2 separate regions of the Homo sapiens genome follow, and region 2 is linked to region 1. A link is an interaction called in ENCODE POLR2A ChIA-PET data of the cell type or tissue named here. Cell type or tissue: Caco-2. All regions are shown on one strand. Each heading gives the region's core, and the rest is flanking DNA. Links, peaks and the distances in the headings are about the cores only.

Region 1 (11,376 bases), core at 1,453-9,452:
TCAGTGGTTAACCTTTGCTCTCCCTGGTAGAAAAGCAGGGATGGGGGGAGAATACCTTTGTCTTTGTAAATCTATGTGCTGCTTTTAGGAAAATGGAGGGCAGAGAGTTTTCCCACATCTGCTTCTTCTTGATTGTCTTTAGCTCAGTAATTCTTTATATTTTGGGGAGGCATATTCCGGTCTCCCACAATCATATACATTATAGCTTAAGTATATGTTCTTAAAATTTGAAATATTGTATTATAAATTTTCAACAAGTGGAAATGGTTAAGTAATTTACAAGGTATCTACTCAGTGAAATTTTAAGGAGTTATTAAAATGTTTCTGACAAAGAGGTATTAACAGGAAAATGTGTGCAATTATAGCAGATGAAACAGTAAAGTGAACATTTTTTTGATATAGTGTGACCTTAACATTGTAAAAAAAAAAAAAAAAAAAAACCATAAAAAAACACCTAGAAGGAAATGACAAATATACTCACAATGATTGACCCTGAGTAGCAATATCTATTTTGTTCTAATATCTTTTCTTTAAAAATCTCTTGTATTTTTACTTAGTAAACTCCAATTGTTTCTACAATTAAAAAAAGTTTGTTTTGTTTTATTTTTGGTTCTATAAAGCGGTTTACTTTTCTGATACAAGTGACTTGGTTTCTGATCTGACGTTATTGTGTATAAAGTATCATGCTTTCATGCTCACTCTTCTTAAATGAAGATATATTTTAATGGTCATATGTTCATTTAGCAATAAATGAATCTGTATAGAAATGGGCAACTCAGATTCACTATAAAACATTCAATTATTAAGATGCACAAAGACTGCCAATTCAACTTTGCCCAGACTGGAGTCTAATGTATAGAATCTCCACTGAATTTACTGCCACCTTCATCAATTCCACCGAATTGACTGCTGCAGAATTTTATCTGCAGCCCTGCGAACTATGATCCTGTATTTTTCAGCTCACAGAGAATGGTGAAGGCTGGTCCAGCTGGTTTGAAGAACTTAATGCAAGGTGATGTGATTTATAGTCCATTTTGGAAGGTCCTCCACATGTGTACTATCTCCAGGCTCATGATTTAAGTACCCAGCTGAGGAAGAGTAATTCCTGTATTATTAGACTTGATTAACCTGAGGAAGCTTGGAGTGCTTCATTTTCAGGAAGGCTCGGGCTGTCCCACACGGAGATTGTATGCTTGAAATATGCTTTTGAAAAACTCTACCTTTGTTTTTCATTCAGTAACTGTCACAAGTACCACAGGAAACTTCTGCCTAATAAGGTCCACTTCCCTTCCTTAGCTTTAGATTTGAATGAAAGATGTCCACCCCACCATTAAATGTTGTATTTAGAGTCATTTGCAGAATAACTTACAATATTATCCTTAGTGGCAATGAACGTCCAAACATCAGAATTTAAACCTTTAACTTTGCCTGTTAAGCAGTTGATAAATAAGAAATATATACTTTACAGACTTACACATGTCTTTCCTGGGTGGGACTTTTTCTTACCTAGCATTGTCTAAAATAATTTATTAAGATATCTTCACAGTAGCATATCTTGGAACTTACCTAGTGGAAGTAACAATGCTTATAATCATGCCTGCATTGTAGAAGGAAAGAATTTTAAAAAGAAAAAAGAAAGAAAAATAAAACAGGACAACAATATTCTACCAACCTTAATTTATTCCTGGGCAAGACAACTGTGTATCACGGTTTTGCAAACACTGGCATAAGTGCTGTTAAATCCCTGTTCAGTTGTAAGTTAAAGTGCAGGGACCAAATGGATTCCCAGGAACTGAACCTATTTCAAGGAGGAAGGCCCTGTGATTTAGGCCTAAGACAAGAGTGTTGCTGGCATGACATTGCTGAAAGCAGGGGAAGAATGACTCCTTGCCCCAGAACTGCTTAGATGTGTCCGGGATTTGTGCAAAGTCCTTTGTGAGTTATTCAAACCAGGCCATCAGAAATGCTATGTTGGGTCATACCAGTGGAACCTTCAGCCAAGCAAGGATCCAAAACATTGCAGGATAGTGTGAGAAATGCTGGAATAACAGGCATATAGGAAATGCTATGGGAATAGTGGGTTGGTCATTATCTCAGTCTGTGAGGTTTGGAAGGATTCCCAGAGGCAGCAGTGTTTGAGTGTGTTTTAGAAGAATGAATAAAGTGAGTGTACAAAAAAGAAGAAAGAGCTGTCTGTATAAAGTCACCAAGTTTTCTAGGAAGAAGATGGTGAGAAGAGAGGCTATTAGGGAAGCAAAATTGTGAAGGTGTCATGTGCTTTACTAAAAACATGGGCTTTGCGCTTTAGTTGATGGGGAGTCAGCAATGGATTTGAACAGAGAAGAGACAAGATCAGGTGAGCATTTTAGAAGGAGTCCTCTGACTGCTGGTGTGGCTAATGCACTAAGGGAACGTGACATAAGAGGGAAGGAGCAAGTTTGGAGAGAGTAGCATTCATGACAGTGGCAGTGGCAACAGAGGGACATACAGAGTAGAGAGACATTTTGGAGGTAAGATTAATGGGATTTGGTGCCTGATTAGATGTGGAGGTTTGAGGCTGAAGATTCTAGTTCATATCACTACAATTGTGATACCACTAACCAAAGACTTTATGCCCTGTAAAATCCATGAATTTGGCTGAACTCTCCAATCTATAGTATGACTTCAGCTGTATAATAGTTCTGTGGCCTTTAAAATTTGAACTAAACTTTTAACTTTACAGAGAACTTCCTTTTGTTTGATCTCACTAAATTTATAGTTTGATAGATGAAAAAGCCAAGTGAAAATAATCTGACTAAAATCACCGAAGTGGATTTTTCGGAGGTTGGACTAGAACCAAGTCTCCATGTTCCCTAGTCTTAAACTTTAAATCAAATAACAAATCTGATAGCTTTGCACTCCATCCACTCCACCCATTTTATATTTTACATGGACTATATTAAAATTGGAGAGACTTTTGAACAGAATAGGAAGCAGGGAGCTTTGGAAAAGTCACAAAGAAATCCTGGGAACTTTTGGGAAGGAAGAGGTGTCCAGTAGAAGGCAAAGGGGAGCCAAGTAATAATGACTCTTCCAGGCTTTCCAGATGTCAATATTTGCATTACTCACAGTCCAAGGGCACCTGTTGCACCTGAATCCACTGAGTTTTCCCTATAAACCTCTCCCCTGTGCACCACATTAGCCTTGGGTGGTGGGGAGTGGAAGGTGGAGAGGGACCAGCTGATAATGGCTGTGAACAACAATCACTGTGGCCTCTACATAGGACAGACTCTGGAACCCTGGGTCCCTCAAGTCTCCTGTCTGTTTAAGAGGTCCCTTACAACTTACTTATCGGCATCACCCTCAAAATCTGTCCCTAGGCAATCTCAACCAGGGAATGAGTGGACTGTTGATTGTGTTGAATAAAATTATCTATGTAGACTATGTAGAGGCTATGAAAATAAGCTTGTTCAGTTTGAAAAGTGATAGGAGCTGCTCTTATATTGTTAAAACAACACTGAATCTCAACCTCAGTGAGCAGAGGAATTGGAGAGTCCTGATCCCTGAAAACCAGAAGTTCTCTACTAGAAGTAGTAGAATCATTTTGCAATGGTGGGAGAATCATTTTCAATTATTTTTTATCCGTGGTGGTGATTGGGAAGAGGTAAGACACCTGTCTTAGATGCAACAGGCATTTGTGGGCAGGAAGAGAGTGTTCATCTGAAGGGGTCATTATTGTCTTTCTAGGAGCCAAAAGGGGCATGCTATCAGGATGCCTGCAGAGAAACGGAAAGTCTTCATGATACTCCTCAAAGCACTGTTTGTTTGTTTGTTTGTTTGTTTGTTTGTTTGTTTGTTTTCAGGCAGATCTGATGTCTCTCAGGGTCTGCAATAACTGACTTGCTGTCAAGATTAGCTTCCACTTGTGGCTGACCTGTTTGGCAATGGTCAAATACCTGTGTCTAACAGAGAGATGGTCTACAGGTCTACACTTGTGCAGCCCTTATCTTTTGGGGGGATTTGATTGAATACCTGCCTTCCTGCCTGGCTCAGTGACTCATCTGATTTCCCATACCTCCTTGTCATTTAGACGTATGATTGGCAGACTCAATAACCAATCATAAAATAAATGAGCAAAATACTGCTTTGAAAGAAAGTTCTTTTTAAAAAACTTTTCTCCTAATATTTTTGTGTGGGGAGGGAAGGAAATTCATATAGAAAAATACAATCCCAAGCTCGTAGGTGTGGTTTAAACAGACCTTGTTTAGTTTTATGATTTAACCTAAAACCCTGGAGACTTCCACAGCTTTCAATCCCATCGAGGGAAGCCCTTTGTCAAGATTAGTTAGAAATGTTAGTGTTAACCCCATTTTATCCCTAAAAAACACTTTTAAAATGTTTTTAGTCTCCAAGCAATGAGCAGATTCAACTTTTCAGTGCTGTTTTCCTAGTGATCATTTGTTTCTGATGAATACATTCACAGCTGATTTTTTTTAAAAAATAAAACATTTACACTTAGATGACTTTGCATCTCAGGTGAGCTTGATTGACTCCTATTTGAGGGACTTTTTTTTCCCTCATAGGGTTTTTTAGCCTGTGCACTGCTCTTTAAGTGTTATAAAGTGAAATAACAGGGAAAAATGAGTGGGTGGTTACCATGGTGACCACCACAGCTGATTTGGGTAGCAGTAGACCGTGCTGGGAAATAGTGCCTTGTTAAACCGAACTGCAGTGATAATATTGAGAGGGAAAGTGAAAATGTCTGAGCTCCGCTTAATCAAATGACCAACCATTAAAACATGAATATCAACATCTGTGCTTTGGCTTCAAATGCATATATAGCACACATCAAAACAAAAGTCCTTAAGCGTACCTGGAAAATGGTTTTAGGAAGGAATCTAAATCGTCCTGGTTTCCAAGTTTTAGCTATTCATCCTAAAATATTAAGAAAAGCTTTAACTAACAAAGTCTTGATGTTGGCATTACAAGTTTTCCTGGTTCAAATTAAATGAAGACAAAGATTAATTTCTGAGATTGAGAGGACCTTATTTCTTGACTTGGTTTTGCCACGCAAAAAGGTGAAATTAGTGAAAGTCCGCCTCCATAAACCTTCCCTTTTTGAATTTTCTTCCCACCTAAGGGACGATTTAAGCAGGCATTTCCTGCCTAAGGGGAGCCAGCAGATTCCAGCCTGCAGCTGAAGAATTAACACTACGCTGTGAATAACTTTGTTTACTCTCTTCCACATTTTAAAAGAAGATACCAGACTACCACTTCAGAGTTGGAATTTCAAACACCAGCAGCTAGCTGGGAGGCAGGATTGAATTTGGAGATAAGAATTCTTCCTGGCGTCCTTCAGCAGCCTCCCCAGGCAGGTTTTCACCTCTTCGACTTTTCCAGGACTAAGCCTTTTTAACTGAGAAGAGAAAGAAAAAGAGGTGAGTGAGATAGCCAACATCTGGAAAGTGATTTGTTACAGCGTTTAAAACGGAGAAAATAATCCCATCTTTCAAATTGGCTTGTTTGTGTTGCAAAGCATCTCAAACTAGCTCTGCCACTAGCCTGGGAAGGTAGCCCTACCTGCTTCACTCCTAACAGGCTTTGGCCACCACTCAAGAGCGTCAGGAGGTGTGTGCTGGCCAGGCGGAGTTTATACACCAAGCAGCTCAACCAGGAGGAGGGAACAGAGCTGAATTTGGGAAGCAGCTGCCTGCTATGCTGAAAACCCCTGGAAACTTGCTAAAGAGCTGTGGTGAGAATCATGCTGCTTTTCTCAGACCCATTTCTCTTGACAGACCATGTGGGGGAGGTGTGGCCAGTAAAATGAAAAGAGGGCAGCAGATTCTCCTCCCTTTCCTTCCTAAAACAGCCTTTCCCTGCCGTTTGTTAGTAGCCACTGCTTGCAGGCATTTTCTACAGTGGCTCTGTTTTCATGTCTGTTGCTATCTGTGTTCTGTGAGAACAACAATCAGTGAATTTTTATCCTCCTTCAACTAAATGCAACCTCAGAATCACACTCTGAGTTTGATTTACCACTGGCCTCTTCAGCAGGATTATCTCATGTGAACTGCTAGACTCTTGATATTCTCTCTCTCTCTCTCTCTCTCTCTCTCTCTCTCTCTCTCTCTCTCACACACACACACACACACGGAGAGAGAGATTGATTAAGGAATGTGAAATATTTGCTTTAGACTTAAATTGGTTCCAGCAATACCTGGATCCACATTGATTTCAGATCAGACATTTAATGTATGCAAGTCCTGTTCAAACAGAAACCAGAGAGCGTGCTTCGGGAGAGCCTAGTTCTAATCCAGGGAGCCAGGCTTATGTGTGTGAAAGAACCAGACAGACTTGAATGTTGAATTCTGCTTTCACCAATCATAAACTGTGCAACCTTGGGAAACCATTTTATTTTACGCGTTCAGTTTTCTTATCAGTAAAATGGGTAGTACGTTCTGGTGGTTGTTTAAAGATTAGTAGTAGTATATGGAAAGCTAGACTCTAACATCCTCCAGGGGGCACGGTTACCTTATTTTGGGCCACATAGTTAAGTAACTGGAAAGGATAATTTTTAACAATCATAGCTTCATAGTTAAGAATGTCAGCTCAGATTATTCTGCCTGAATTCAAATCCCAGCTCTCTCATGGTTAGCTGAATAACATAAACCTGTAAAATGATAATGGTAGTAGTAACTATTTTACAATTTCTGAGGTTCATGCTTTTTATTTTTACTTATGTATTTATTTTTTTTGAGATGTGATCTCACTCTTTCACCCAGGCTGGAGTGCAGTGGTGCGATCTTGGCTCACTGCAACCTCCGCCTCCCAGGTTCAAGTGATTCTCTCACCTCAGCCTCCTGAGTAGCTGAGACTACAGCCATGTGCCACCATGCCTGGCTAATTTTTGTATTTTTTGGTAGAGACAGAGTTTCACCATGCTGGCCAGGCTGGTCTCAAACTCCTGACCTCGGGTGATCCACCTGCCTTGGCCTCCCAAAGTGCTGAGATTACAGGCGTGAGCCACTATTTCTGGCCCCCCAAGATAATGCTTCTTTGGTAAAACCCACAGCATTGCACCCAGCACAAACTAATACTCACTCAATGTCAGCTGTTGTTATTATGATGCAGGAATCTGACTATGGAGCTAGGCAGTTGGCCTCCTTCGACTAAATTCACCTCATTTGTTGTTTTGTTGTTTTCAATTTAATTATTTATTTATTTTTATTTTTTGAGAGAGTTTCACTCTGTTGCCCAGGCTGGAGTGCAGTGGTGCGATGTCAGCTCACTGCAACCTCCGCCTCCTGGGTTTAAGCGATTCTTCTGCCTCAGCCTCCCAAGTAGCTGGGATTACAGGTGCCCGCCCCCATGCCCAGCTAATATTTGTATTTCAGTAGAGATGGGGTTTCATCATGTTGGCCGGGCTGGTCTCGAACTTCTAACCTCAAATGATCTGCCCTCCTCGGCCTCCCAAAGTGCTGGGATTACAGGTTTGAGACACCACCCCTGGCCGTTTTGTTGTTTTTTAAATGAGAAGTTGGACAAGATGAATCCTAATGAACCTTCTACCTCTTAGTGGCTTTGTTCCTAATTGCATCCACATGCATGTAACATAGCCACACATCTTTCTGGTAGGGGCCATAAATAAAATTTTTTAAATGTTTTATGATGGAAAAACAGTGCAATGTAACATACGTTCTGGACTTAAAAATCATTGCCAGCTCATAAAGCCAGATGCGTCATTTCATATGCTCCTATAACTGTATTTCCTTAAGAACATATATTGTCACAGCCCCTGATGCTTCTTTGCATTTCTGTGGCTCTGGGGACTAAGAGACTTGCATCCAAACATTTTGTACTGATTTTAAGAAAGTTTATTCACCTAAGTTGGCTGAAGGTGGCACTTGTTAGCATTTCAAGTTTCTGTATTACTTTTGAGAAGGAACTTGAACCTGTGTCTCTGCTTTCTGTTGGCAATTAATATGTATCTGGCATTACAGCTGAGCAGTTGGCAGCCAGTTTAAAAACCAGCCTGGAGTCACTCCCCACCCCGCCTCTGGAGGTGAGGAGGTAAACTTGCTGGACTGGAGAGATTTGCATTTTCCTCAGAGTTGGAGCTCACCCCCATCAGTACTTCCTTTGCTACTTTCTCCATATCCCCTACCAAATTTACTTCCCACAACTCCTCTACAGGCTTTATGAGTGCCTTGAGCTAGGCTAGCACCCTTATTAAATAGAACAATCACAGATTTTTAGAATTAATTGTTGCCGTAAGACCACCATGAGGGTAGGGACCATGTCTTCTTATGCTTGGCACTTAAAACAGGAAAATTCTTACTTTGCATGGCAGTGGGAGACCATAAGAATGAAACCATAATGATCAATGAGAAAAACTATGATTGACCCATAAACTTTCCAGTTTTTTGTCAAAACGTTAAAAATTATCTTTTTGTTAGATATATAGGGAAATAAAAAATAGTAAAATAATATTTTATTAGTATGCTATTCTTTAAAATATTAGAAACAGTGAAAATTATTATATTTCTTTGGAAAAAAGAGTAGTTGGAATAGTACTTGCCTTTTTCTTCTTGTCAGTCATATAACTTGTGATACAGAGCAAGTATTTTTTATATGCCTTGGCAAACTGTCACACTTTTTTCTAATCATCTGGCAACCTTTTATCCTTTGCACTTTGTGTTTTGAAATACCTACAAGAGTTCTTCAATGTAAATTTTTTTGCCAGTATCATATTCTCTGGGACATTTTCATCCTTTATATCCCAGCCACCTTCTTTATTTATATTCATAAGTTTGCCTTCAGTAAGTTCCTCTGGCTGCATATGTGGAATTTCTCAATGAGCGTTGAGGTCGACATTCCCATAGTCAGCTGTATCTTCTATAATTCGTTGTCGCATCTAAATTTCACTTACAGCATTATAACTTTTTGTTTTCTTGCTGTGCTTTCCTCATTGCTGACAAAGTCCCTCTTTGAATTATCCATTTTTGTAAAATGTCTGTGGATTTATCACTGGAGACAAGGAGGCAAAACAAGTATGCTTTACTGTCTGTGTTGTGAAGTGAATAGCAGGTGCTCAGTGACCAGTCACTGACAGACCTTGAAAGAACTGACGTGAGTCACTGATGATGATGCGCATGTGTTATTGTGTAGAAATTTGTGAATTGAAGAGCTAGTAGCAGGTTTGTGCCTTATGCAATCACTCATACTTAATATATTGTGGTAGCTAAAGTTTGAATTGTGTTGTTGGGGGACTGGAACTACTCAAATCATGGTAATGAAAATTCATGCATATTGGAACCATGCAAATAAAAAATGTCTGTAGTTACTCAATAGTAAGGGTCTGTTAAATGAGTTAATTAACTTGTACGTTCACACTGATCTGGTTTGCAGTCTTATAGTGTCCTTTTAAGTGTCCTTATAGCTTGGCCAACTGCTATCCCCCTTCTCTTCTCACCTGTATAAGATGTCCAAAATAGCTGGTTAAAGCATGTCTATTAAAAATCTCCCTTTGAACAAGTCATTAAATTCTGAGCCTCATGTTTCACATGCTAAAGGCCCAGATTCTTTCTCATCAAAATTTTCCCTTCCTCAGTACCCAGCTCCTCACCTCTGAAAACAATTAATCAGATTAGTTGATTCACCCCCAGATACTCAAAGAGCTCTCAGGCTCCCCAGGGTAGGTTGGTTTCTTCCCGCGGTGAGAGGAATCAGCATGTGGCAGAGAAGTTCTCTCAAATGCTGCCTTCACAAGGGCTATTCAGACCTGGTGAGCAGCAGAAGAGAGGGTTCTTGAGTTAGAGAAGCTTCTTCCCTGGCCCTACTCTCTGGTAATTAAAAAAAAAAAAAAAAAAAAAGGGAGGGCTGAAGAAGGGAGTCAAAGATAATCCTAAACTTTACTTACTCTTTCATTTCAATGTGTTAATATTCAAGACGGACTGTGAATTCTGGAGATATGTAAGTATTTACAGTGTGGTGGTTACCAGCATTGGCTTTGTCAGATATGGGTTCAGGGAGAGATCCATCACTTCTTAGCTCTGTGAGCTTTCCCAAGTTACTTTATATAGTCTTTACTAAGCCTATGAAGCTTTTAGAACCTCATTCTTCCATCTGTAGGTTGTAATTATTATTTCCCTGGGCTTTTGAGAATCTTGAAAAAGGTAAAGAACACAATACACTTGGAGTACCTTTTGTAGTGGAAAAGCTTGAGAAACAGAAATGGTTTTAGCTTCTCAGGCATAACTTACATAACTTAAGTGAATGTCATTCTTTTTTTTTTTTTTTTTTTTTTTTTTTTTTTTCTGAGATGGAGTCTCACTCTGTCACCCAGGCTGGAGTGCAGTGGTGTGATGTTGGCTCATTGCAACTCCGCCTCCTGGGTTCAAGTGATTCTTATGTCTCAGCCTCCCAAGTAGCTGGGACTACAGGCACGAGCCACCATGCTCAGCTAATTTTTTGTATTTTTAGTAGAGATGGGGTTTTGCCATGTTGACCAGGCTGGTCTCGAGCTCCTGACCTCAGGTGATCCGTCCACCTCGGCCTCCCAAAGTGCTGGGATTACAGGCGTGAGCCACTGCGCCCGGCTGAAAGTCATTCTTTTTACTAAGATTTTCTTATTCACAGTATACAAGAGTTCTGGATGTGGAGATAGCATGTAATATACAGATTCACCTTGATGGAAGTTATCCAGTCTGTTTGTCGGGAACAAAGGCTAAGACTGGTGTTTTCTCCTGTCTCCTTATTGACTGTCATTGATGATTAAGAACCTGTATTATATTCTTTATAGAGTCAGTCCCCCAAATTCTTTTGGAACACCTCCTGCTATAGTTTTGATATTTTTGCCCGCCAAACTTCTCGTTGTAATTTTCTCCCACTGTTAGAGGTAGGGCCTAATGGGGGCTGTTTGGGTCCCAGAGGCAGATCCCTCATGAATAGATTAATGCCCTCCCTGGGGTCACTGAGTAAATTCCTTCAGAGCTGGTTGCCAAAAAGGGCCTGGAACCTACTTCCACCTTGCCTCTTTTCTCACTGTTTGACTTCTGCACATGCCCGCTAACCTTCCCCTTTTGCCAGGAGTGGAAGCACACTGAGGCCTTCACCAGAAGCAGATGCTGGTGCCATGTTTCTTGTACAGCCTGCAGGATTGTGAGCCAAAATAATCTCTTTATAAAGTACCCAGCCTCAGAATTGTTTTTATTTTTATAACAGCACAGATGGACTAAGACATCTCCTTTGAGTGTGCTCAGAGGTATGTTCAAATCTCTCAAGATCAAAACACTCAAGTCACATAGTGGCAGGGCGTCTCTTCCATTTCTGCTAATAGTGATGTCTCCCCTGGAAAAAGCAGCTTGCTTCATGGGCTTCTCAGTCCTCTAACACTGCATC
Region 2 (11,376 bases), core at 2,344-10,343, 260 kb after region 1:
GTGGTGGAAGCCAAGTTAAATGAGGTGTGCTATAATGTAATAGCATTTTTATTTGTTAACAAACAAGAAATTTACATACCTCATGCAAGCCTTTCTCTCTTGGCATTTAACCCGCATTTAATTTATATATATATATATATATATGTTTTAATTATATATTTTATATGTGTGTGTGTATATATATATATATATATATATATATATATATATATATACATATAGTTTTTATTTTTTTTGAGATGGCATTTCACTCTTATTGCCCAGGCTGGAATGCCATGGCACGGTCTCAGCTCACTGCAACCTCCACCTCCTGGGTTCAAGTGATTCTCCTGCCTCAGCCTCTCAAGTAGCTGGGATTACAGGTGCCCACCACCATGCCTGGTGAACTTTTTGGATTTTTAGCAGAGACAGGGTCTCACCATTTTGGTCAGGCTGGTCTCGAACTCCTGATCTCAGGTGATCCACCCGCCTCGGCCTCCTAGAGTGCTAGGATTACAGCCATGAGCCACTGCACCCAACCAACCATATGTTTAAGTTAACCATTTTTGTGTCTGCCCTCCACTAGACTGAGTACCTTGCAGACAGGATATGTACAAGTACTTGGAAAAATTCACATTATTCTCAATCTTCCACACCGAATGTTGGGCAGGGTGAGACAATGAGGTGTCTATTTTTTCCAACCAACAATTCTGTTAGTGCTCCAGACTTGGGTTTGCATGCTCCTAGCACTAAACTATTGGGCAAGTTAGTTAGTGTGAGTCTTCTGTAAAATGCAGCTGATAATACCTACCTCAGAGATTTGGGAATTTCTTCTGACAATTGTGTTCAGAGATGGTTTTTAAACTTCATGAGAACAGACTCAGTCACATAACATACGGCTGCATGTCATCTTTGTGTGTTACATCAGGTATTTAACTGAGAGAACATATGTAAAATGTCCAGTCCAGTAGCAGACACTTTGTAAGGGGCTAGTTAGTATTAGTTATTGTAAACACTCAATGATGACCCTATATATCGATTTTTATTTACTCTTTGCAGTGATCTTTTTCTGACTTTAGAAATCCAGCATCCCCTACCTTCCTCTAAAACCTACATACATTAGTTTCCTTTTGTTGGATTATGGCCATGCTTCCTATATTAACTTCATATTTTTCTTCTCTTTCTACCAGGGCAAACACTGTATACTTGATGTATCAGGAAATGCTATCAAGCGGTTACAAGTTGCCCAGCTCTATCCCATTGCCATCTTCATAAAACCCAGGTCTCTGGAACCTCTTATGTGAGTAGAGGGCATTGGAGGCCTTCATCCAACTGACTCCCTGTTCTGTATTATACTGAAAATTACTAACAGGATTTTGCTGGGAATGCTTACAAATGGGAAATGCCATTGTTGATTTTTCAGCATTCTCTTTTTTTGAAGATATATCAAAGTTCTTTTAAACAACTAGAAACATAATGTCAGTGATTTCTTTTTTTAACATCCCTCATTTTAACAATAATAGTAATTCCTTAAAACATCTTCAATAATGTTTCCTGATTTTTATTGTTTTACTTCACGGATTGTTTTCTTTGTTAGTTTTTGAGGTTTTGTTGTTGTTGTTTTGAGGATAGCTTGGCTTGATTTGGTTTTTTGGTTTGCTTTTGTTTTCCAAATGATAGGAAGCAATCATTTTTTAATTGTCTCATACTTCTGAGGCAGGTCTATAAGTAAATCTTTTTAAATGTGTAGATTTTTTATAGAGAGAGCAGACAACGTTTGAGACTTTTTTCATTGGCATTTTCCTTGGTTCTCTAATAGAATTCTGATGTTCCTTAATTAAAACTTTACATACATAGAACATCGTTCTTAATAGAGTTTTCTTAGTGGCGTGGCAGTAAAACATCTGTAACTTAAACCAGTAGCTTCATACCTGTGCACTCAGGGTTTTTTCTTTTTTTTTCCCCTCCAAAGGACTTGTGAAATAACTTCTTTCAAGAATCATTAAACAAAGTGGGCAGACATTCACGATCTGACTGTAAAGTCAGTATAGGCAACTCCCATTCACAAAGGTGAAGCTACAGTAGATAGAGGTAACCAGAAAAGGGGCTACCAGCAGGGACCTGAAAATTGATCAGGCAAGATTTGGTTCTTTACTTTGCCACTGATCAGTTAAGTAACCTTGGGCAAATTGCTTGACCTTTCTAAGATTTAGCTCCTCACCTCGAAACGAGGCATACTAATAAATACCTCATAGAGCTAGTATAAAGGTTAAATAACAAGATTAGGAATTTAGTAAAGCTGTTCATGTACTCTTTGGCATATGGTAAGTACTCAATAAATAATACCTATTATTATTGTAAAAGATATAAAATTACTTCATTATAAAGGAATAAAACTATTTTATCATTATAAAACACATAAACAGTACCTCTTCCATGACAGTGCAAGAGATAATGCCAATGTGTCTGTCATGAGGGCCTTGATCAAATTTTGCCTTCATCTGGGCCTCAAGACCATAGTGTTTGACAGGGTTCAGGAGTGAACCACAGAGTACTGGAAAATAATGTTTATGGAAGGACCGAAGAAACAGAAATTATTTAATCCCAGTGGTGAAAGCAATTGCTTACAGAGGATATTAACTGTTCTGTGTCTCCTCTGAAGACAAAGAAGCAAAGCAAACTGCAGCAGCTGGAGTGGCAGCCTGAGAGAATTAAGTTAAATACATAGTTGAGCTCTGGGGAAATAGCCAGAGATGTACCTTGAAAGCAGAATATAGTCCCATATATAAAAAATGGACAAGGATTCTTACCAGGATAAAAAAAGTAAGATCGGGAGGTCACTGACAGTACCTTCAGCCCCATGAATTTAGGTATTAAATTATAATATAAAGAGTTTTTCCCATGGCTGGCACATGGAAAAATATGTACTAATGATAAAATAATGATTCTTAATATTATCATCCCCAATAGCATGTATTAAATTTCTCCTTGTATAGGATACTATGTCGGGCATTGCACAAAGTGAATTAAGCAAGTACAAATTTCATGATGTAAAATTGATTTATAATCTGTCAAGAGCCTCATAAATATAAGTAATGCTAACATTAATGAGAAGAAAAATAGTCCTTACTTCCTGGGAACAGCCATCTTAAAGGCCTGTTTCAGAAATAGAAAAATAAATCTTCATATTGTAAACACTCAGTGGGATAAATGGCTTCCCAGGGGAATGAGGCCTGAGGGAACGACAGCAGTGGCACATTTGGTCCGGTGCAATATTAGGAGACAGTCCCATCTGGCATTCCATAGGAGAAGGTCTACTGCCTTCCACAACTATGAGATGACTTATTTTAGTTATGCCTTAGGGCACTGTCACAGCCACTTATCACCAAGGAAAGTTAAATGTACTAAAGGCTGGACTTCACAATAAGGACAGTGAATCTGACATAATTTGCTGCAGCCATATTCATGGGTCTCAAGTGCAGTGATGGTGACATTCAGACCAATGCAATCTACCTACTAAAGGTTGGATGTTTACTTTACAGTTCACTCTTTTCCAAGGCTTTTACTCCAGGAGCAAAGCTGCCATGAATTGCCCATTCCCCAGAGAGTAGTGAATGCTAGGTCAGCCGGAACAAAAGCATGACAGCTGTCACATTTACACATTGATACATCATCACACACATTATTTCTCAAGTGCATCATCCACATCAAATCACAGAGCTTATTAGCACATACATAGCTGACTCTTCAGAGGAGCATAAAATCAAAGATGTGTATGAAAGGGATGTTCTTTTTATATTGTGCCACCATCTGACTTCTGTTCCCTTTCCATGTGGCAATCTCCCTTCACCCTGCCACTTCCAATCTGCTTTTACCTTCCTGCTCCCATGATGCTCTGTGTTTACTTCTGTCTTCAACTATCTTATAATTATGTTTATCTAGCTCCCCATTTGTTCATTCATTCATTCATTTACTCATCTATTCATTCAACAAATAAATGTTGAATCAGTCTCCATGCCACATGCTGACAAACAAGCCATGGTCTTCGCCCTCAAAGAATTACTGATCAGTCAAGGAGACAAAATAAATTCACAGGTCAGAGAATAAAAACCTAAACTAAGTCATTGCTGTAATCAGTAAAAAGGGAATTCAGAGAAGACAGAATTCTTGGAAGGCAGGTCGAAGATGATCCAGAACTATGTGATTTCTTTCTTTGAGACAGGGTCTTGCTCTGTCCAGCCCAAGCTGGAGTGTAGTGGTGCCATCATGGCTCACTGCAGTCATGACCTCGTGGGCTCAAGCCATGTTCCCACCTCAGCCTCCCAAGTAGCTGGGACTAAAGGTATGTGCCACCATACCCAGCTAATGTTTGTATTTTTTTTGTGGAGACAGGGTTTCACCCTGTTGCCCAGGCTGGTCTTGAACTCCTGAGCACAAGTGATCCACCTGCCTCAGCCTCCCAAGGTGTTGGGATTACAGACGTGAACCACTGTGCCTGGCCCACATGATTTCTTGACATCTGGAGCAAATATTTATCTTTCTCTGAAGAGTGTCCCTTGGTTTAGCCCAGCATCTTCTCCACCCACGAGTAACATCCATTCACAGCATGTACAGCTGAGACTGTTTGGAAGAAAAATTATACATAACACCCCTCAGGACAAGATGAGTTTAGCAACAAGAGTTCAGGAAATTCTCACTACTTTGTATTTCAGCCATTAATGTCTAATGTCAATATATTGTTTTTTTTTTTTCCAAATAGCCTCTTTTGAAAGATATCAAGTCTTGGTATAATAGGAAGTCTAACTGAAAATTGGTTTAAAAAACCAAAACCTTGAGTTCTTACCCCAGATTACTCTTCGTTAAATACACAGCCTTAAGCACATCCCTTCTTGCCTCTGTTACTTGCTCTCGAAAGGAATTGACTAAGGCCAGATGTTCCAGACCCAAATCTCTGGCTTCCTAAGCAGCATGCAAGACGGTAATGATTTCAGAAATTCTACATGCACCTGTGATGCATCCTGATCAGCCAACCAAATTGCATTTGGCAGGACATTTTTTTTTTAACACCTGGAAGACCCGGAAAGATAAAGCTGCCAGTAGTTAAGAATCAATAGATTAGGTTTTAGAGAGAATTCAAGAATTTTTCATTTCTCTCCCACCTTGATTTATCCTTGAGCCTTTTAAAAAAAATTTATATATAATAGTTGTACAAATTTTTGGAGTATATGTCATATTTTAATACCTGTATACAATGTGTAATGATCAAATCAGGGTAACTGGAATATCCATCACCAGAAATGTTTTGGGAACATTACAGTTCTTCTCTTCTAGCTATTTTGAAATATTCCTATAACTGCATTTTATACCCCTTAACCAGCTTCTCTTCATCTCCCCTCCTGCCTTCCCTTCCCAGTCTCTGATAACTACCATTCTACTCTCACATTTCAGAAAGTCTGAGATACACTAGAACAAACTCCAAGAAAGGGTGGTCAGGAAAGTTCAGATTTAGAAATCACATCCAATGAGGGGATAGATGAAGCAATAGGACAGTTTATTCTGAAGAAGTAGAAGCCTCAAGACACACTTAAGCACTTTACTTAAATATCCTAGGGCCTACCATGGAGGATATTAGGTCCCTGCAGAACAGGGACCAGTGACTACAAATCATAAGGAGACATATTTGGCTTCAATCCAATGTGGGACCAAGAGACTGCCCTTTGAGAGAATGAGCTTTCTGGCCGTGAGTCCTTGTTGCTGAAATTATTCCAGCACAGAGGAGTCCTGAATGAAGACTAAAAACCTGTTGCTAAGATTACACTATGTTTTCTGTAGGATTTATTTTTGCCATACATTTTAATTTTTTAGGATTTGGAATATTCCCTTTATGTTCTAATACAAACCCTCATTTTCCCAGGGAGATGAATAAGCGTCTAACAGAGGAACAAGCCAAGAAAACCTATGATCGAGCAATTAAGCTAGAACAAGAATTTGGAGAATATTTTACAGGTAAGTTCACTTTTACCCTGGTAGTGTGAGAAAGGGGATAAATTGTCTGACATTTGGCACAGAGAGGGTTCTGGGCCTGGTGTACTTGTGCCCTAAAACCTTCCTGTTGAGAATCCCTAATATCTGTTTCATATACAAGGAGTATCCCTCTGCTTCACCCATTTTGATGTAAAACCCTGGGTTCTCCTGAGAGTTCAGCTGCAGCCAGCTCCCAGGTTCCCACCAGCCCTACCCAAAACCATGGGCAGGAGATACCCCTGAGCTATCTCCTACCATGAAAAGGATTTGAGGCATTGCTACCTCATTAAACTATCTCCCTGATATCATCAGAAAACTTGAAAAACAAAATTTTAGGGCTCAAAATGGTCAGTGTCCAAAGCAGTTACTCTTGAGAAGAAGCTTGGAGGCGTCCGTCCCCAGCTCCATGAGCTTTCATCAGTGTCCCTATCAGCAGCACCTGAACAAGATGCTTAAAACTTCCTCATGTTTCAGTTCACTGTGTCAAGTCTCAACCAAAACTGCTTTTTTTTTCTTTTTAAATGTTTCCTTGGAAACATGAAGGGGAATAGAGGTTTTCTTCTGGAGAGCCTGAGTTCTGAGTTCTGTATTCCTATATACTTTCATAGAACACTGAGTAATCAGACTTTGTGAAATTTGCCTTACACCTGGTTCCCGGAGGTTTAAAAACAAGAACTTTCGAGCTGGGCTTATGCCTCTAATCCCAGCACTTTGGGAGGCTGAGGTGGGTGGATCACCTGAGGTCAGGAGTTCGAGACCAGCCTGGCCAACATAGTGAAACCCCCGTCTCTACTAAAAATACAAAAAATTAGCTGGGTGTGGTGGCAGGCACCTGTAATCCCAGCTACTAGGGAGGCTGAGACAGGAGAATCACTTGAACCCAGGAGGTGGAGGTCGCAGTGAGCCGAGATCGTGCTACTGCACTCCAGCCTGGGCAACAAGGGTGAAATTCTGTCTCAAAAAAAAAAAAAAAAAAAAAAAAAACCCAAGAACTTTCTTCCTGGATTACCATATGTGAAGTTAGATGTTTTATTTTTTACCTTATTCAGAATATAGAAAGTGTCAGTGCCTTAGCAGTTTGTAAATATCTTGAATCAGGTAATATTAAGTAATCTTTCTGTCAGTAACCAAGATACGAGCTGTGTTTCATCCTAAAAGAACATCCAGGTAGGAGAAACAAAAGTGTACATTTTGACAGTGGTTTATATTTTGTATACAATACAATAATATATTCTGAGGATTGTTTTTAAATATCTAAATCATCTTTCAGTAGTAATTTATTTTTAAGACCTAGTGTCATATGGATAATACTGATGTGTTTTGGAAATCTTTCTACAAGATAACTTTTGTTCAAATGAGACAATAAAATGTACTTAAATCTACTCCAAGTGACTTAGTGTTTTAGGAGATACACAACTGAGCAGTTTGTTTATATTTCTTCCTGTTTATGTTTCTTATAAATAGTGGACTTATGGTATTCTCAATATGAATAGCTCTGTATGGTAAAAATCTCAAGTTACCAGAGATTTGGGGAATTAATGGGTTTTCCTATTAAGGGCTTTGAGGGTTGGGAGGCTAACTAAACTTCCCTCTAAAATCTTCATTATTTCCTCGGTGTCTACAATATCTGAATTTCTGCTGCTGCCAAAATAAGTAAATATACAGACTGTAAGGCCAGTTTTCTTTTCTAAATAGGGAGCTCTCAGTCTGAAAATTGATCATTGCCCAGCTCAGTGCCTGGCTCAGAGTAGGCACCCATAAAATATTGGTTAAATAGATGAGTGATAAATTGTCCAGTACTACAGACAGACATGTAGAAAGTGCAAAGACTGTGAATCATTTGTTACTGATCCAGGATATCCATTGAAAGCATTTCTTAAAATCATGAATGTAACTTTGCTTATATGAATTTTCTGCTTCTTCTTACTAATGAAAAATGATATGAAGCTTCCTGATGAGTCATCTGCTACTGATTTGAGCCTCCAATGTGTAAGTGATGATTGTTCTTCACCATCCAGGAAATTATTTCTAATTCTGGGTGTGTTTGCTTTTGTTACAGCTATTGTCCAAGGAGATACTTTAGAAGATATATATAACCAATGCAAGCTTGTTATTGAAGAGCAATCTGGGCCTTTCATCTGGATTCCCTCAAAGGAAAAGTTATAAATTAGCTACTGCGCCTCTGACAACGACAGAAGAGCATTTAGAAGAACAAAATATATATAACATACTACTTGGAGGCTTTTATGTTTTTGTTGCATTTATGTTTTTGCAGTCAATGTGAATTCTTACGAATGTACAACACAAACTGTATGAAGCCATGAAGGAAACAGAGGGGCCAAAGGGTGGGACAGAAAAGACATTGCAGTATGAAGGAAGGCTTTGGTTTGCTCAAAGTGCCAGGTGTAGGGATGAACCTCTGACGGGCTTTCTGCCCAAGAGATGAGATGAGAGCCTCCTCACCCCAGCAGATGTCCAGAGCTGATTTAGCTGCAGAGCTCTCTGTGTCTTTTGCTTTAAAGAAAAATTGCCAGCACTCGAACCTCATCAGCCTTCCCATTACCCACATCTGTAATTGGTACACTTTGAATTTTATAACTATGCACATCTTTTGATTTCTTAACAAGCAAATGAAAGAAAGAAGGAAAAAAGAAAGGAATCCCTTTGGAGATGACATACTATCAGGGAAGGATAAGTGTGTAGTTTTTTGACTGGCATCTGCAAAGACAAGAATTTCATAAAATTTGCAAGTGTATGGAGGACTAACCTCACTGACAGGAGGGGATTCCACCTGGGATTAGCTTTATGATTGTTGATTGCCTATTTTGCCATTTATAAACTGAAAGAAGGCACTAAAGATGAGAATAATTTATACAATAAAAATATATTAAATGTATAGAAACAAATTTCTATAGGTTAAAAAAGTTTTGTGAAATATTTTGTAAAGACTAATATTGAAAGACTAAATGTATGCAACATCAGCAGATGATCAAATTCAAGACCTGAAAGTTGCACTCTCCCTTTTGTTGCCAATGATCTGTTAAGAGCATCTGAGTTCCTTTTAAGTCTGACAAAGACTTCTTCCTCACTTACCTCCCTTCCACATTAGTGATACACTCTCATGCAGCACATCCCTTAATGAGTTGCCCTCATGGATATTTTTGGAAGACATTTGGTTAATGCATTTTTTTATGCTGATGGCTTTTCAGAGACAAACTTATGCAAATGATCTAAAGGGAAGTTTTTGCTTTCCTCTAGTTAAATAACCTGAGCCTGCCATGCAAATAGTTGAATAACTTTGTTCCTAGTTACTGACATACAATTCTTAAAGGACCATTTAGCATTTTGGCCAACAATGAGTAATTAGGATTAGTACCTTTTTGTTTTACAGAGTAACTGAGAGTTTTGTAACATCCAGAGATGGTACTAGAGCCAATGAGAGATCTGTTCCTAGATGCACTATTTCTTTGAGGAAGAGAGAGAAGAGAAGTGTCTGGTTGGGGGTGAGGGGGTGCAGACTTTTTTGTTTCTATGTACAGAGCAAAGAGATAGAGTCACAAGGAAAGACAATTAATGACTTTGAGCTCAACCAACTGAACTGCCTTTCTTGGAGCTGCACCTGGACCAAGTTTATTTTTTAACAATTATAATAACGATGATTTAAAAAAAGAAACCTCCCAAAGCCTATAAACTGAACTAGAAGAGTTGGTTTCCCACTTTAGAGTGGATGGCGACATCAGCATTGCTTTTGCCCATGGTGTTTGGGGAGAGACTTTTCAGTGATAATAACCACTCTACTCTGGGTTCTGTGCATGCCCAGACTAAGCCCCATCGCCTTATTTCTGGGGTACATCCAGACCTGGCAGGGATTCTGCCACACTGTGCAGCAAACCAGCATGTAGGCTGGGTAGGAGAGCAAGAGATAGAGCCATCAGAGTGATGGGGCTTCTTCACAGTAAGAACATCGGAGCTTAGAATGAGAGTCTCTTTCCAAAAACAGGCATTGTTCATCTTACGCTAAACATCATTGTCTGCCTGGCTACAGTCACCAAAACAAAACAGAAATGCAAAATTATGCATCTTCCCATAGTCCTGAGGCTTCCTTTGCCAATGGAAGGGCTAGCAATGCATTCTCCCTCTCATGAAAGTTAAATTTCCAGAGACTTCCTTAGATTGCTCAAAATGTTAAAGATATGTCCATGTCTGCAATTCGCCAGTTTCAGGTCAAGGCCTACTTTCATCAATATTGCTCCCAGAAGTTTTCTGACACCAGAATGCCATTCCTGATCCCAGCTCTATTTTTAGGCCACCACGATAACTTCTTTGGTTTCTCAACTGAGCATGCAACCATTTATTTAAAAGACTGTCATTAATGAGTAGATGTTTTCGCGGGTCGTGTGATGTGCTTTCCATTTACTAGTGTTGCTGTGGCTAAGTACAATCAAATTGAACCACCAACCCTTGGTTTTGTAGTAATATAACTATTTATTTTCCTAGTGTAGATGCTTTCAGATTAGAATTGGCATTTGCACTGATTTTTTTATGTAGATTTATATAAATATATAGATACATATATATTTGCTTGAAGAATCACCAAGCAAATTGGTGAGAGGGTCTTTTCCAATAGAATTTACACCTCCATTTGTTGTGTTGTCTTGCACTTCCCAATGTTGATGTCTCTATGGCTCCAATGAACTGGTGTATTTTGCAGCAAATCTGATGACTTGTATGGAAATGGCATGAAAGTTACCCAGATTACATCTGGTGCAAATGCACTCGGAGCCTGGGGCCAGACTGGTGCTAACACTGCAAACTTTGTCCAGAGCTCTCTCCAACCTGAAGGCTTGCTGGGGGTGCAATGTCACCTTCACACATGCTGGGCCCTTTCAGAAAAGTGCCAGATCGTGTAACTGGTGCTATTTTTCATGCTCTGGTACAATGTGTAGCACCACGGGGGTCTCAGCTTTACCAAAATCAAAATTCCATTTGTCAGCTAAGTGCAGAGGCATTTGTTTTTTGCTCTCCTCCCACAGAATTGTCGGCCATTTATTTGCAGGCCTTTTGCGGGATTTCTTGGCTATTTATTTGCAGGCCTTTTTTCCCAGCCCCAAATTCTTGGGTTGGCTCTGTCTGCTTAAAGAGCCTGTCTTCACAAAGCTGCACTCGGGTGCCTCTGTGCGCTGTCTTAGATCCTACTGCCGGCCCTTCAGGACTCCGAGCCAGGAAAGAACTCTCCAACCTCTGGCTCGAGACTCTACTTTTTTTCTCATTCTTTTCCTTACTCTCCTCCTCCTTCTACTTCCGACTAATTCCATCTCTTTTTTTTTTTGTTCCTCTCCTTTTCCTATTCCTCCTTCCCACCATCTCTGAGTT

Evidence for each region. Peaks named below come from ENCODE experiments on the same cell type or tissue, not always from the same donor. Only the 100,000 strongest peaks of a DNase experiment are listed, where the experiment ranks them.
Region 2: POLR2A ChIA-PET joins it to region 1 with 10 read pairs; 2 of 35 experiments call an interaction of 5 or more read pairs at or near these places.

Annotation. Positions count from the first base shown.
Region 1 is chr11:83,719,211-83,730,586 of GRCh38, reverse strand. The region is part of intron 18 of DLG2 (discs large MAGUK scaffold protein 2); the gene reads left to right. It overlaps DLG2-AS2 (DLG2 antisense RNA 2), which reads right to left. Exons shown (of 12, transcript NR_187249.1): 11 at 9,602-9,757; 12 at 5,197-5,395. Among named protein-coding and RNA genes, the nearest start is that of DLG2-AS2, 87 kb to the right of the region's middle. In Caco-2, for the core only: a CTCF peak has its summit at 6,481 (motif pointing right); DNase peaks (open chromatin) are centred at 3,989, 5,266, 5,616 and 6,286; H3K4me3 peaks cover 1,721 bases.
Region 2 is chr11:83,456,611-83,467,986 of GRCh38, reverse strand. DLG2 (discs large MAGUK scaffold protein 2) reads left to right here. Exons shown (of 28, transcript NM_001142699.3): 26 at 1,170-1,279; 27 at 5,894-5,985; 28 at 8,063-11,376. The coding sequence ends at 8,169. Among named protein-coding and RNA genes, the nearest start is that of DLG2-AS2, 180 kb to the left of the region's middle. In Caco-2, for the core only: no CTCF peak of the experiment used is centred there; no DNase peak of the experiment used is centred there.